2 separate regions of the Homo sapiens genome follow, and region 2 is linked to region 1. A link is a loop called in an ENCODE intact Hi-C map of the cell type or tissue named here. Cell type or tissue: adrenal gland. All regions are shown on one strand. Links, peaks and the distances in the headings refer to the core of each region. The heading gives the core; the rest is flanking DNA. Region 1 overlaps CLSTN2 (calsyntenin 2). Region 2 overlaps CLSTN2 (calsyntenin 2).

Region 1 (2,812 bases), core at 191-2,690:
TGAGTCACCCACTCAGCCAGGATTTCTTAATGAATCACATTTACAAGAACCTGCATCTCAGGGTCTTCTGCTAGGAAGCCCCACATAAGAAGCCACCTGACTCTCTACCCATGCTGGTTCATCACTGCAAAAGCGGGTTCTGAGCTCCTGCTGTGTGCTCTGGGTAGCTGTCACCACAGTGCTCAGGTCTCACTCCCTTGACACTCACCTCCAGCTAGGAAAGCAGCAGAGTAACTACACAAGCCATGGAGAGTAAGTACAAAAGGGTACAGACAATTAATGGAAAGACTGAGGTCAATGTGGACTGTGATGGTTGGTGAGGGCTTCCTGAATGTTACAGGGTTATGCTTGATCTTGAAGGGTAGGAGTTAGACCAAGGGAGGATTGTAAGCAGGGGCATAGGGTGAACACAGATACAAAAGCAGTGACCAGGTGACTAGCACTGGGGCACTAGTGACCAGCAAAGAGGGAAGTCCTGCTGCCTGGGCTTTAACATGGTTTGAATAGAGAACCTGGATATAAGCTGCAGAGACCTTGAAAGGGTGGCCTTTCAATTTCCACCCAGAGAGCAAAGAATGCACCTTTCTTCTCCCCATGAGGTGTAGCTCCATGGGCATGGGAACAGTGGAAGATGTGAAAGGTAGAGGCTGTTGCTAGTGTCTGGAGAACCAGCCAACTGACAACACCTTGCCCATTCACAGGTAACTGAGAATGCATATGTATCCCCTTGGCATGCCCAGTTTGAAGGCCCTGAGAGTCCATTTAACTTCCAGAAAGCAGTCTTTCCTTTGCTGTTTTCATTTCCATACCCTCTTGGCTCACCTTAGAGCCCACACCCTTCACGGCTCAGTTATGAGTAAGGGTCTAGTGTAAAGAGAAGGAGTAGAGGAAAGGCAGCCACCATGTGGCCAAGTACTATCTGAGTCTGGCTTTCTCTTGAGACTAGGAATTGAGTGTAGGTGTTTTATTTAGAAGGTAACCCCAGGAAGCTCCCACACAGGAGAACACAAAATAGGGAAAAGAGAAAAGCCAACCAATGGTACAGTCATGAACAGGTTACTGCTGTGGGTATCTGGGCTCCATTTCACTGGGGACCCTGTGAGGTATAATTAGGGTGACTATCCTGCTTTGCCTAGACTGATTATTTAGCATCAAAAGTCCCACATCCTGGGAATATCCTCAGTCCTTGGAAAACTAGTATGGTTGGTCTCCAGTATCACATAGAACGTGTATCAAAGGATGGGGGAAGTCAAAGTATTTGTGGACTTCTATTCCTCATTAGTTGAGTGTGGCCTCTAGAGGTCAGCACTCTGGGCTGCCTTTCACAAGCTATTATGGCACTTAAGAAAGCCTGTAGGCAGAGAAGCAGGGAGAGGCAGGCCCTTGAGGTAAGAAGCCATCAGCATACACAGGAACAGTCCATACAGTTGCAGACGTGGGCTGAGGCCAGCAGAATCAGTGTGCAAGCAGGATTAGAGTAGTCTGAGGGGGCTCATGCCTAAGCTCCTCCATGTAATTTGTATTCAAGACTGAGCACGCTAAATTGGATTACAGTAAGTCATAGATGCCTGGACAACTGTGGCCTGAATTTATGAGGAAAAAGAAGTAGGGCCAGATATGGTTATGTCTGTTATGAGTACCTGTGATTCTTGAGGTGCTTTGTATATGCTAACCATTTCATTGTCTGTGGAACTCTTCAAGGAGGGGATGATGAGATAAATTGCAGGTCTGAGGAGCTGAGTTACTTCCCCTAAGGTCCCTGGCTTTGTTTCTGCTGGAGAGGTCTGTCCAGCCTCAAAGCCCATGCTCCTTGCTTTTCACATGCTGCCTCCAGTTACCTATTTATCCTCCAGCTATCTCCAGTTGCACTGGGCCTGAGACAGATTCCTTCTGAATAGTTCTGCAGATGACTGCTCCAAAGAGAGGCTATTGAAAGCCATCCTAGAATTTACTTAGCAATAGCTCACCTTGAAAAATAACAAGGTTAAGTCTGAAGAATCTTCTATTCAATTCTGTTGTAATTAAGAGAACTTTTCTGCACTGCATGCTGCATAATTGAATTATACCAACGATTAATTTTTTTAAATAATTATTTGTAGATTTGTTTCCCCTACCAGTGCACTTAAAAAAAAATATACTTTGCCACTTAATAAAGCAGATAGATGCTGTAGGAGAGACAGTGGAGGAGATATTGTTTGCGCTGGGTGGTTCCATCATTACTATTGATTGCACAGTCTTATTATTCACCTCAAAGACACTACAATTAATAGAAATGGAAATGAAGGAATATCCATGTTCTGTGATGCTTTATTCCAAGAGGAAATAAACAATACATGTAGACAAGTAATAATTCTTTGTTGGCTGTGACAGCAGTGCTTTCAGAAGAAGGATTAACCTGCATCTTAAACAGGCAGCCCAGGTTCTTTCTGCCAATTCCGAGAGATATTCTCCTTAAAGACCGGCTGTCAGTCAGAGGCTCACCCCACTGAAGACCTAGCTGCCCCCTGAAGTGTCACAGGCCCGCAGAATCAGTGTGCAAGCAGGATTAGAGTAGTCTGAGGGGGCTTACGCCTAAACTCCTCTATGTACTTTGTATTCAAGACTGAGCACTCAAAATTGGATTACAGTAAGTCATAGTTGCCTGGACAATTGTGGCCTGAATTTATGAGGAAAAAGAAGTAGGGCCAGAACCAGCTGGTCCTCAGGGTGTTATTCTGAGGTATGCATGGTCCTCACACAGGGCCCCGCCTCTTTTCTACCCTTCTTTCCCAGTGCTTTTTGCTATTTTTCTCCAGGGCTCAACACTTGAGCG
Region 2 (2,812 bases), core at 188-2,687, 220 kb after region 1:
GGTCCTAACTTGTGAGGTGCCATGGAAGTGGGGTCCACAGAACGACACTTCTCAGCTCCCTGGATTCAGCGTGCTTTCTAGGGGAGTGTACGGATGGATCTCCTGCCTTGCTAGGATTCCTGGGGCCAGAGTCTATAAAACTCCTGTGTCTCTGAGTGAGCCTGAGTGACTGCTCTGCCAAGACTCCACACAGTTCTGTGTATCAGACCCAAGACCCTGATGGCATGGACTCATGAGGGAATCTCCTGATCTGCAGGTTGCAAACATCTATGGAAGAAGCCTGTTTTTCCGGGAGGGGTCATACAATCACTCACAGCTTCCCTTGGCTGGCGTTGGGGGTTCCTTTGGCTCTGCACCACTCCAGGGTGGGCTGTCGCCCCACCCTGCTTTTCTTCCTTCTCCATTGGTCGAGTCTTCCACATATTCAGTCCCAATGCGAGAACCTAGATATTTCGGTTGAAGGTGCTGAATTCACTTGCTGTTTTCATTCTCTATGCGACATGGACTGCAGCTGTTTCTAATTGGTCATCTTGGACTCTCCCCCAAGACATTTTCTAATAATCTAAAGCAATTACTAACTAAAAATAATTAACTATTGTGTCTTGTGTGAGAAGAGAAAGAGAGAAGAGTTTATCCACTGGCGCCGGTCTCCAATCAGCCCAAGATTTTTTCCAGGAGCATTCATTCCCCTGCATACCTGAGTGGCAGGGGCATGAATTCTGCCACTCTTCAGGGACAATCAGGGAGCCCCCCTAATGGAGTGAGGTGCTGTTGGGTTGCACCTTTGGGAAGGCCATCCCTGGGCAGCAGCTGGGTGAACCACACAGAGTATTTGCCATGAAGGCAGCCAGTGCCAAGTGGCTATGCCCTCACCTTTCCTGCCCCAGATGGTGCCGAGCTCAGAGGGGAGCCCAGAGACATGTATGATACATCCAGTTTCCCTTCCATGACTACTATTTCTTTTTAAAAGAAATCTTGTATTGATTTTATTTTCACACGCCATATGCAGTTTTGGTGGGTCAAGGTACAAATAAAATTAAACAATTATTTGTTTTGTGCTAATTCACTCTCTTTAATGAAAGTTGTATCCTCAAGGCATCCCTTCTCTTTTATCCCCTGGAGTGACCCAGAGTGGCTAAAGTGGGTACCTGAGGATGTCTTGTCACAACCACTAGCTGTTGTCACCACCTCTTTACCACACTTGAATGGAATGTCTCAGGCCAAGTGTAAAGATTTTGTCTCCTGAAGGATTTCCTCTCAGCCTTGGTTACTATTGTCATTGGAAATCCAAGATTGTACAAAGACAGCATGCCTTTGGAATCCCCAGCACTGAGCACTCTGTCTGGCATTGTGAGCACTTGAATGTTTTTTTTTTTTTTCACTAAACCAAATAATTAACAATCATTATATCAAAATAATAACCACTTATTGAGCATTTACTATATGCCCAACAGTGCACTGGCTGGTTTGCCTTGTTTAATCTTCACACGACTCAACTATTACCAGCTGTGGCTCAGTAATATAATCTGATGAGAAAACCTACTTTCTATGGTTATAAATTTTGCTAGAAATAATTCATATACCTGACTCTGAAAAGCAGGGAGCTTCCACTAACCCACTATGGAGCCCTTACAGAGTTTGTCATCTGAAGACGCTTCTCTTTCTCTTGACTCCCTTGGTCTCAAGGTTTGCCTTTTCAACTGCATGAGCCACAGCCCCATCTACTGACTGTAATAAAAATAATCTACCTTTCTGGAATTCAGCAGCAAAGCAGACTTGAATTACTTACTGTCTTCAAGGACCCCAATGTGTAATTAGTTTGATTGGACCTTATAATTAAATGGTCAGCCAAGGACATGGGAGGATGCCTTTGGCTTGGGCATTCTTTTCTTTTTCTGGGCTGAGAATTGTAACCTAAGAAACAAAGGCCCACCTGGGTGCTGAGCTGCCCAATGGCCTGGGATACAGAGGGAGCATTTGGAGATAGTGAGGCTGCTCTTTATGCAGGACAGCTCTGCTCACTGACAGAATTGCCTATGGTGTAGGCAGGGGGTGGTAAAAATCACCCCATCCTCAAATACTTCTCACTGAGCTTCTCTGATTGCCCTGCCCTGATACCTGAAGTTCTGCCTCTTGTTATGCATGGGATACAGGTACCTAATAACCCTATAAAAATGCAAAGGTTCTGGCTGGGCGCGGTGGCTCACACCTGTAATCCCAGCACCTTGGGAGGCCAAGGCAGGCGGATCACGATGTCAGGAGATCGAGACCATCCTGGCTAACACGGTGAAACCCCGTCTCTACTAAAAAATACAAAAAAAATTAGCCGGGCATGGTGGCGGGAGCCCGTAGTCCCAGCTACTCAGAAGGCTGAGGCGGGAGAATGGTGTGAACCTGGGAGGTGGAGATTGCAGTGAGCCGAGATCATGCCACTGCACTCCAGTCTGGGTGACAGAGCGCGACTCCGTCTCAAAAAAAAAAAAAAGTTCTCATTGAGAAGTAGGAAAGATTGGAAATTAGGGAACTTCATGGGGAGCTCAGGGCTCCCAAGTGGGGTTTCAGAAATTCAGAGTCAGCTTGTAAGCCTTGAGGACTTTGGAAACAAGTATCTTTTCTTTTGTCCACTCGGTATAACACTCAGGCATTTCTTCTACTTGACTGTCAGAGGCTGGTCCAAAAAGCAGCCTTATTGGCAATTGTTTAAAGATCCAGAAAATATCTGGGTAATATATAGGACCCAGAAAGAAAGACTTACTTCAAAATTAGGAATGCACTCAGAATATCTGTGAGGGAAGGACAAACTTTCTGATAT

The links. Peaks named below come from ENCODE experiments on the same cell type or tissue, not always from the same donor. Only the 100,000 strongest peaks of a DNase experiment are listed, where the experiment ranks them.
Region 2: it touches region 1 in a loop (2.0-fold over the local background); 7 of 110 quality-filtered maps call a loop at or near these places.

Annotation. Positions count from the first base shown.
Region 1 is chr3:140,275,553-140,278,364 of GRCh38, forward strand. All of the region lies in intron 2 of CLSTN2 (calsyntenin 2), which reads left to right. Among named protein-coding and RNA genes, the nearest start is that of CLSTN2-AS1, 230 kb to the right of the region's middle. In adrenal gland, for the core only: a CTCF peak has its summit at 1,314 (motif pointing right); no DNase peak of the experiment used is centred there.
Region 2 is chr3:140,497,596-140,500,407 of GRCh38, forward strand. All of the region lies in intron 8 of CLSTN2 (calsyntenin 2), which reads left to right. Among named protein-coding and RNA genes, the nearest start is that of CLSTN2-AS1, 9.8 kb to the right of the region's middle. In adrenal gland, for the core only: CTCF peaks have their summits at 1,716 and 1,916; no DNase peak of the experiment used is centred there.